Regions from separate parts of the Homo sapiens genome. Here region 2 is linked to region 1. A link is an interaction called in ENCODE POLR2A ChIA-PET data of the cell type or tissue named here. Cell type or tissue: GM12878. All regions are shown on one strand. Each heading gives the region's core, and the rest is flanking DNA. Links, peaks and the distances in the headings are about the cores only.

Region 1 (4,000 bases), core at 1-4,000:
ACTGCAATCTCTGCCTCCCGGGCTCAAGCAATTCTCTTGCCTCGGCCTCCCGAGTAGCTGGGATTACAGGCATGCGCCACCACACCCGGCTAATTTTTGCATTTTTAGTAGAGATGGGGTTTCACCATGTTGGCCAGGCTGGTTTTGAATTCCTAACCTCAAATGATCCCCCTGCCTCGGCCTCTCGAAGTGCTGGGATTATAGGCATGAGCCACCACGCCCAGCCAGGGTTGAATTCTTTTAAAGATTATGCACACTTGCATAAGTGGCAAAAGAAAAATACAGGGGAGGAAACAGCATTCTCAACATAAGTAGCTCTAGAGAAGGGGAAGCAGAAGCTTCTAACTTTTACTTTGTGTACTTCTATACTTTCTAAAATTTTCATAATCTGCATGTATTACTTCCACAATTTAAAAAACTACCCAAGCTCCAGATTCATCTCTTGGAGATTCTGATTGTGTAGGGTATTTGTATTTTTTTAAAAGTGCCATTGGTGGTTTAGCTTTACTGCCACGTTTGAGAACCACTGTGTATTCTAGAAGGTTGTGGGCAAGGCTAATAAAAATATGCCCATGGACAACTCAAAGACACATTTCCCAGCCTCATGCACAAAAAGGAAAGGAAGAGATAGATATAAGGAGAGAGAGAGAGAGAGAGAGGGAGGGAGAGAGAGAGAGAGAGAGAGAGAGGCGGGGGGGGGGGGTGGGGGAGAAAGGAGGACAATCCCACAGCAAAAATATATTAAGTGAGCTGGAAAAAAAGGGATGTTTAAAAAAATTAAAACCAGGAGACTCCAATCCCAAGATCCTGCCCTAAACCACCTCATAGAATCCCTGGGCCTAGACAGAGATAATTATATATTTAGAAAATTTCTACCCAGAGTTGGTCTGTTAAAATACTCTTAAGTTATCGCCTTGATAACTTAGAGGACTGGAGAAGAGAGAACATCTGAACTCTGGGTTACCTGTTGAAAGCAGGCTTGGACAAGGTTTTCAGGGAAGAGATTTCGAATAAGGTCCAGGAAGGCATCCAGGCTGGACACTTCATCATTCTTCTTCCCAGGCCCCAGCTGCTTCTTGAGCTTGGGATTGCCTGGATGGATAGCCAAGACCAGAATGACCCCCAGTACTGCAGCAATGATGGTCGTGGACATGTAATACACCATGGCTCTCGTGCCCAAGCGGCCACTAGCCTTAGCATCCAGGCCTGACAACCCTGGATTGAAAAGAAATGCAGAAGGATTAATTCTATTACGTTTGTGCTAATGACCTGTGTCTACATTTCTATGACGTTAGCTTCATATTACTCAAATGTGTTAATGGTTGATTAAATCTCCTACTGTAGTCTTCCCTCAATATCCATGAGAGGGTTGGTTCTGGGACTCCCAACAGATACCAAAATCTGAGAGTGCCCAAGTTTCTTCTGTAAAATGGTGTAGTATTTGTATATAACCTATGCACATCCTCCTGTCTACTTTAAACCACCTCTAAATTATTTACAATACCTAATACAATGTAAATGCTATGTACATAACTGTTATACTATATTTTTAACTTGCATTATTTTGTATTTTTTATTAGTTTTTTTTCTCAAATATTTTCAATCTGCACATGTGGGACTCACAGATATGCAGGGCCGACTGTATTGAATATTTGATCAATCCCATAGTTTATCATTCTATTATCCAGGGAGATTTTCAAGATTTTACAGAACTGGGAGAGTTGGAGATCCTCCTGTTTAGAGTTTACAAATGGTCTGTAACAAATTTTTTGTCAGTCTGCAATAATGAGTTAAAATAAAGTTGAAGACATCCCATTTTTAATTCTGAGATTATTCCTTTCCACTTTTTATTTTTTTTGGTCTTAACATCTCCTTTGTTTTATGAAGCGATGCTGCTGGTACATGCTAGTTTTTAACTTGTTTATTTATTTATGTTTTAATGTCCTCACTTGGAAGACTAAAAAGCTAGTAGTTCTGTGCCACACTCAAAATGTCTTTTGAATATATTACTGGTAACTGACATGGAGAGTCTGAGAATAACGATTTTGCCCAGTCCTCTCATTTCTCTGAGGTGAAGCATGAAGATCCACATTCCCAGCCTCATGCAGGGATTAGGGAACACCCCGTGAAGCACCCTGCCAATGGTGGGCACTTCATCTATACCTAGGGAGGTTAGAGGAAATTCCAAGCAAATTCACAAAAACTCCAGCCCCACTGGGTTTTTTTCCAGTTGTTTCTTGAATGTGTTCACTTCCTGGTTTCAGTTCCTGCTTTTACCAGAAAGAGAGATTGAACCCCTTTTTGGGTGTTAGTCCTTTTTGCTATGGGGGAAGAAGTTAGTGATGTGAGCTGCTCTAAATTAAGCTGACCTACGTGTGACCTACTTCTCTTTACAACCTAGTCTAATTCTAGCCGACGGGAGCTAGGTTTCCCCACCAAGTTGGCCAACGTATGACCTGTTAACAGGTGCAGAGAACATTTTCTCTGGTTTATAGAGGAGCACTGATGGTAAATGCACCCTTTCACTCAATCTAGCGCTGAATGATAAGGTCCCACTTAGCCCCTAAGTGCCTGATCCTGAGTTCCAGCATTTCAGGTACTGGGGTCACTGGTCAACCAGCTGAAGCCTCAACCCAGCTCAGCCCCTGAATCTCCTGGAGTTACCAGAGCCTCACTCACTTCTTTCATGAGGTGGCCAGTCCAGGGGAACAACTTCTCCAGATCACTTAGCTGGCTGGTACCCAAATATGGACCAAAGCTCAGCTTCCTGCCCTTAACTCAGAGTTTAGTCTCCAAAGGGCATCAATTTATACCCTGTTTGAGCAATATTATTTGGTAAGGAGGAAAATACCAGTATAAGCCCACAGAGGAAGAACAAATTCTTTCAAATAAAGTAATTAATTATTTTAGTCAAAGATAATTGATGCTGGGACTCAGGATATACACCTGTTAACAAATCATACATTGGCCAACTTGGTGGTAGTGAAAAATAAGTGAACATGATGCCACATATTAGGAGTAACTTTGTTCTGAAAAACTCAGAGGGCTTTCATACCTAGCATTTCATTTATTTTTAATGCCAATCTCCCTCAATTCCCAATTAAAATAGTAGATAATTTCCTTTTCCATCTATTACCTTTATCAGTATCTGAACAAAATATAATTTAGAAAGGGGAGAAAAGTAGACATTAAAAATTAAGGCCAGGTGCAGTGGCTCATGCCTGTAAACCCAGCACTTTGGGAGGCTGAGGCGGGTGGATCATGAGGTCAGGAGTTCGAGACCAGCTTGGCCAATATGGTGAAACCCTGTCTCTACTAAAAATACAAAAATTAGCCAGGCATGATGGCACATGCCTGTAGTCCCAGCTACTCAGGAGGCTGAGGCAGGAGAATCGCTTGAACCCACGAGGCACAGGTTGCAGTGAGCTGAGATTGCACCACCGCACTCCAGCATGGGCAACAGAGGGAGACTCCATCTCAAAAAAAAAAAAAATTTAAAACCACTAGAGGTATCATCACTTGTAACATGTGGCTGTGTTTCCTTTTCTTTTCTTTTTTTTTTTTTCTTTTTTTTGCTGGAGAGAAAGACAAATAGACTGACTAATCGATGGCAAGCTTTTATTTCTTTAGGGTTGATTATCCTCATTTCAGAGACGGGAAAACCAAAGCTCTGAAATGAAATGACATAGACGATCACATTCACTCAACCAAATTGAGATTCTACAGTTAATTAAAAGCCAGGGCAGGAGTATGACCCATGTTAGCCAGGCACTAGTGAGGTAGTCTTACCTGTGATTAAGCTGGAGATGATTAGAGGGAGAATGAGCATTTTTAGCATCCTCATGAGTATATCCCCTGGGAAGGCTATTAACATAACCACATCAGGGTGGATGGGAGATGCCAAGCGAAGAAGCCCTCCACACACTGCTCCCAGGATGACACCTAAAAGGAAGGGGAAAACAATATGAATTTATTTTTTGCCTTCGTCAAATGACTTACT
Region 2 (6,657 bases), core at 1,626-5,625, 280 kb before region 1:
GTCAAACTTGGGAAGAGACCAGGACATCAAGTGTGGAGGCCCAGAGTGAGAGTAGAATCAGTCTTTGGAGTAGAGCAGAGACAAGGTTTGAGGCAGAACAGAAAGCAAAGAAGGAGGGTCTAGGGAACTGCAAAGAGATTTCCATTCTAGTGCTCACACTCATCAACTTGTAGGAATTCACAGATCAATGGATTAGTGATTAAGCTTGGTAGGATTGTTGTGTAAATGGCCAGTGGTGTCTGCTCTGGATGAGGAAAGGAGAGTAAATGTATGAGTGCTGCATATTTGCAGTCTACAGCAGTATAGCCAAATGCTTACAAGTGCAAACTGCAGATGGTCTTATCGCTGCCCCTTATAGCTGGTGACATTGGACAAGTCACTTGACTCTTCATTGTCTCATTTTCCCAGCTTGAAAAATGGGTAAAAACTCATAAAGGTTTTCTGAACATTAAATAGAATTATATAGGAACGTTGCCTAGAACAATGCCTGGGACACAGTCGTCACTCAACATATGTTAACTATTATGACAGTGCTATCCCTGGTCTTGGACACTTGCTATGAAAAGCTTTGGAGTATCTGCGATATGTAAGGATGAGGATCAGATTTAAAAGGGCATAGCAAACTTGGGGTTAGTTGGACAACTTCTCTTTTTCTGATAATGTCTATAAAGGTGTTTTGAACCAAGAGTACTTAAAACAAAACTTTAACATGTGTTTTGAGCCTGACTGCTGGAGGGGATGCTTGAAAAACAATGTGGATTACCTAAAAGCAGCCTCCACCTTAATCCATGTTGGCCGCTAAGTGTGGGGTTTTGTTGAAACCACTCATACCACTTAATTAGCTTGCTCAATCGTTGTTTTTAGTCTGAAAATTTTTGAAAATCCTCCCCCTGCACTAAAATTAGGGAATGGAGGAGTGGGAATAAGAGAAGCTCTAACCACGCAGGCTTGACCTTGTATAGTGGAACAGACTTTGCCTTGCACCAATGGGGATTGAAGATGGCATGACCTCTTCTCTGAACTCCATCTCATTGCCCTAATGAGGACCTGGCAGCGCCTGGGTCCGCCACTTGACTTCCAAGTCTCATGATTAGAGGCTCTTTATTTGCTCACACCTCACATACTTCAGGTTCAGGAAGTGGAGGAGGTGCCAGATCTCATTCCGCGTCCCTCCTGCCCCTTCAGAATGTATACTTCCTTGCTACCGGTACCCTCTTTCCTTTCTGCCCTCAATCCTCAGTCTGCTGGTCACACCTCATTCTCTGAGGACTTAAACATCTGTCTTCCTCTCAAGGCCAAATTCCATTGTCAAAGAGAATGAGAGGAGAATTATTTCTTCTCTACCTTCTGAACAATTGGACATTGCAAGAGAAAACCAAAGAATGAAGTTCATTGGTTTCACATAGCATTCATGATCATCAGTCTCAAAAGATGTCTAACAATCCTACCATTTTTCTCTAGAAATCTAGCCTTTCCAGTTTCAAGGTGACTATTTGTACCCAAAACACATCCTGCTTTCTTCCACTTACCTCTGGGGGCACTTTTCCCCAAACCTCACTAAGAAAATAAAAGTGGCCAGACATGTATCACCTCCATTTCCCTAATACAAAAACAACAAACCTCTCTATGTGGCACTGATCTGCTACTTGCCTCCTGTTGCAAAGCACAAAGTGCTCCTCTTCCCACCAGAGGCTAGCCTCTCTTATCTCCTCCTGTCCTCTCAAAGACTTTGATGTCTTACCGCCTTCTTTCCCTCTGATAGCTATAAATGTTTCCTTTCTACTACAATATTCTCATCAGAATGTAAATATTATGTAATGGTATTTCTCTAAAAAGCAAAACAAAAAGTTTCATCCCTTATTAACTGAACAGTCCTCCACCTGTTCTACTCTTCTTAGCCAAAATTCATAAAAAGCTCCCACATATTCTGTTTCCATGTTTTCTCCCATTTAATCCTCAACTCATTTCAGACTGACTTCCATCTCCACTTCTTAACTGAAATTGCTTTTGTTGGAGTTACCCAGGACCTGGAAATTCAAGAGATACTCTTCTTACTCAACCTTCCTCAAAATGCTTTCTTCTGTTGACTTTTCTCTCACCTAACTGTCTAATCCTGCTCAGTCCCCTAGGCTGTTTCTTCTCATTACCTCAGTATCCTAACAGTAGAGTACCCAAGGTTCAGTGCCGGACAATTTGTCTCCTCTGTCTATACACTCATCTCAAAGATTTAAATGCCATCTGACCACTCTCAAATTCATGTATCCAACCTTGATAGCTGTAATGACATCCTCACTCTAATAATAACAATAGTAAAGAACAACAAAAGTAAGTGATATGCTACATTCCAGGCCTATTTGAAGCACTTTACGTGATTGGATAATAGATACTTATCACATACTTTGAAGTAGATTCATTGTCATCCCCATTTTATAGATGGGAAAATGGAGGTATAAATACATAGTTTTGTATCTTGCAACCTACAATTGATAAGCAGTAGATTGAGAACTAAAATCTATCTACTAGACAGAAATTGTTTTATATATCCTTCCAATATAATCTTATGAGATGTTACTTTAGACAGAAATCTGAAAGCCATCTTCAGGTTCTTTGTTTCCTTTACTTTCGCATGTAATCTATTCAGAATTCCTGGTCCTTTCAGCCTCGCAGTGTATCTTGAATTCAATTGCTTCTTTCCATTTCTCCTGCCATCGCTGAGTCCAGAGTTTTTTGACCTTGGCACTGTTGACACTTTGGGCTGGATAGTTATTTGGTGTGTGTATTTTAGGATATTTAGCAGTATCCCTGGCCTCTACCTAGCTGATGTTGGTAGCATCTGTGATCATCAAAACATCTCCAGACATTGCCAAGTGTCCCCTAGGAACTGAGAATAACTAACCTAGTCTGAGACGTCATTAACTTTTGCCTGAACTACACTAATCTCTTACCTGTCCTCTTGCTTCCACTTTTATTTCTTTTTTTTAATTGTCCACAAAGCAAGCAGCAAATGGAAATAAGATTATGTTATTCCTCTATCTATCTAAAATGCCTTAATACTTTCCTATCAGATTTATTAAAAATGTAGGGAAAATACCGATTTTTACAAAGGCTTTGTGTGATCTGGCCTCTGCCAAACTCAGTCTCATCTTATAGTATCTTCCTTTTTGCTTAACCCATATGGGAGTTCTTTCAGCTCTGGAGTCAGTTGAGCTTTCTACCAACTTGTTCTTCCCTGTGGCAGAAAATCTGTCTCTTCTCCTTCTCCTCAATGTGCATGTGTGCGTGCATGAGTGCGTGCACACACACACACACACACACACACACATTCTACATACTACTTCTACCCCATCCTGCATGTCACAAAACTGGCTCCTTATCATTCTTCAGATCTCAGCTTTAACATCACCTTCATGGAGAGACTTTCTCGGATCACCCAATGCAAGTAAGTTCCCACCTGCCCTCACCCCATTATTCTCCATCATACCCAGTACCCGGTTTCCTTTTTCATACTCTTCATTGTATTTATATATGCATTTGTGCCCATTTGCATGTTTTCCATCTACCATATTAGACTGTAAGTCCCACAGGGCTTGTTCACTGTGGGGTCTCTGACAATTTGCACAGTGCCTGGTGCATAAAGGCAGTAAATCACTCATTGAAGAGGCTGCTAATTGCATGTCACTTAGAGTGGTTGAATAATTTCAAAGATTTCCCAAATCAACACCTGATGATGGAACGCAATCTTGGGAAGAATAATATGAGTAAAGGAGAGGGATTTAGCCATAATCAGGAGTTTAATCAGAGCTGACATGGTTTGTCTTGGAAAAAGGGAAATCCTTGTTGGGCTGCCACTATGCATTCTTGAGCTATGAACTGGCCAGACTTGTTATTTCTGGCTACAGTTATCCACTACTGAGTAAGTCACTGGGTAGCATGGTTTTCCCCCTTTCAGTTGGTGGTTGCAATATGGCGGAACTAACCCCATTATCAGTTCTTCTAGGCTTCACATTCAGGATGTGAGGAAACAGGAATTAAGTATAACTCCCTTGGGGCCATTTCAACAGCTGTGGTTTTTGAGGAAGTTCCTGTCTCCCAGAACCAGCTTCAGGGGAAAAGGAGATGCACAGCAAGAATCATGTTCTGTGACTTTCTCCCTGGAGATAATTCTAGAATCACCCTGATGTGTTTGTGTCTGCATGCGTATGTGCATGAACACGTGTGCAACTAGAAGTGGTCTAGTCATTTCTAAAGCTCAAAGAGTCTTTAGGCAATATTTAGCCCAACCTTCTCATTTTATAGAAGGAAATTGAGGCCGTGAGAAATCTGACTTGCCCAGTGTCACACAACTAGTTGATAGAAAAGCTGGATTTATTGACAAGTAACACTGATGTCTGAAATAAAAAAAGACAGGAAAAAAAAGAAAGAAAAGAAAACTGGATTCAGACAAAAGCCAGGTCTCTTTTGATCACACTTCCATGTCTGGAAGGTCCATTTCAAAACAGCATTTGATTGTTTTTTTCTGGTTAAAGAGGAATACGTAGGGAAGATTCACAGCTGCCATTCTGGGTGTTCTGGGTTCTGTCAAGCCTTGGAAGGATGACTTCCAGCTGCCTTTCTAAGAGGCAGCACTTGGCAGAAGCGATTGTCAGCAAAAGTCGTATATTCTAGGTGAAATCCCAGCCTTGTCCTCTGACCTCAGTTCACCCTTTAGTTTCTTTGGTTTCAGCCATGACTTATCAACCACCAGCCAGCCTGCTTGGGTTCCTCCTCCAGCCTGTCCATTTGTGGTTCCCCCTTAGTCATCTTGCCAACCCCTAGCTTGACTGTAGACCCCTTTACTAGCATAGTTCTTGCTTCTCCTGAACACACATTGGCTATTCCCAATATCTGTAGACCCAACCAACCCAACAGCTCATTGCCTAAAGGCTTACCCATCAGCACAGCACGCCCCTTTGACCACCAAGAGAATACAAAAGCCCAGGCAACTTCCATCCTCTTTGTTGGGCTCCTCTATCCTAGAAACACTGAGAAGCAGCCATCACACAGAGTACAAGGGCATTTCCCATTGCTACAATCTGTTTTCATTTTTCAGAATATTAAAATTTGTGAGCCACCTCAAATCTTTCTTGGAAGAAATAGACACATATTCCTATTTATCAGGGAATAAATAGATGTGACCACAAACAATGTATTTAATGTGACAGAATTTGCCAAAGAAAACCAAATCATGTGAGAAGGATAGACTCTACAGATCAAAACTGGATCCTTTGAGCAAAAAGGAATAGGATTTGGATACAGTTGTCTAAGGAATGAACTACAGGTTTGACTTTTTTGGACAAAACTGAAATATGTGATGGATGTTCCCTCCCCTTTCTATTTTTGGCTGTCCACCATTCTACTCCTTCTATGTGGGGAGATTTTCCTACCCTATTGTGTTTTGTGTTGGTAAAACCCAGTGCCCTATTTCCTGGTATAGAAGTTGGGAAGAGGAAACTTGTCTCTTCTCCTGAATTCTGGCAGTGTTGGTTAGTGACCTGTGCTTAGCCAATCAGATACTTGGATATGTAGGACTTGGAATCTTTTCAATGTGACACAAGGCTGCAGGTATACATGGAAATAGGATCATTGCAGCAATAGTGGCACATCAGTAATGGTGGTGACAGCAGCAGGAGATAATGGCTGTGGCACTGGCAGCATCCTCAACATGTTTTAGACATGTTCTTCTTAACACACGATCTTGATCGTGTTTGCTATTCCCTAACTCCCTAGAGCAGCTCAGCTCTTGCATTTTTCCAAGCCTCGCTCTCCTGCCTTCCTGTCTATTCTGTGAACTTCTCTGAATTCTTCCAATAGATTTATTTCCTGCTTCAGTTAATCTAGAGTTGATTTCTGTTGCTTGTGTTTAAAGAATCTAGATCATACCATGTGGGTGAGATGAATTACTCCTTCTCAGGACTCTTCTAAATGGAACCCTAGAAAGTCTCAATGGTGTACGTAAGTAACTGGTTTTAGGGAAAAAAAAAAAGGTTGGAGAGGTGCTTGTATGACCAATGCTCTTCAAGGAGATAGGAGGAATTGTGGGCATTGGTGACTGTTTATTGTCAGGTCTACAGGACTATACAAATCATATTAATTGAGTGATGAATAAAATCTTTCTTCAGAGAAAGTTTGTCTTGTCTTTGAGTTTCCTGCCCGTGTAGTGAACGTAAGTTGGAAATAATGGTACATAATACCTTTTGTTTTTATGGTGCTATTTGACTAAGTGCCCTGGAATCTCACTGAACAGCAAAAAATGCTCCTTCTTTATCTGATAAATGTCTTGAGATGCACAAGAAAATTGGATCCTGGAAGTCCTGATTCCTTAAGGTCTGCATCCTTCAAAGGTTCTGGAAAAAAGGCATCAGAAAAGGGATTGATTTGTCTCTGGTTCCTTGGATCAGAAGGACTGTCTAGCACTGGGCTTATGTAGTATTTATGGGTCAACCCTGAAACAGGCTTCTGTACTGCTGGGAAACTACCCAGAGTCAGAAGCTAGTTCCCAAATATGATGGAACACGTTGATAAAGAACCTTAGTTGATCTGCAGTGCACTATCTGGAAGCCATGTGGAGGCCACATGGAATGCAAGTCCTTCTTTGAGACCTGGTAACTCAATAAGCAA

Evidence for each region. ChIA-PET counts read pairs that join two places held together with the same protein. Peaks named below come from ENCODE experiments on the same cell type or tissue, not always from the same donor. Only the 100,000 strongest peaks of a DNase experiment are listed, where the experiment ranks them.
Region 2: POLR2A ChIA-PET joins it to region 1 with 7 read pairs; 1 of 35 experiments calls an interaction of 5 or more read pairs at or near these places.

The regions. Positions count from the first base shown.
Region 1 is chr11:35,311,234-35,315,233 of GRCh38, forward strand. SLC1A2 (solute carrier family 1 member 2) reads right to left here. Exons shown (of 11, transcript NM_004171.4): 3 at 3,790-3,942; 4 at 965-1,215. Among named protein-coding and RNA genes, the nearest start is that of SLC1A2-AS1, 31 kb to the left of the region's middle. In GM12878, for the core only: no CTCF peak of the experiment used is centred there; a DNase peak (open chromatin) is centred at 2,368; H3K4me3 peaks cover 432 bases; H3K27ac peaks cover 1,340 bases.
Region 2 is chr11:35,032,127-35,038,783 of GRCh38, forward strand. The region is part of intron 2 of LOC105376626 (a long non-coding RNA gene); the gene reads right to left. Among named protein-coding and RNA genes, the nearest start is that of MIR1343, 94 kb to the left of the region's middle. RefSeq lists an enhancer at 4,283-4,352. In GM12878, for the core only: no CTCF peak of the experiment used is centred there; DNase peaks (open chromatin) are centred at 4,105 and 4,731; H3K27ac peaks cover 1,493 bases.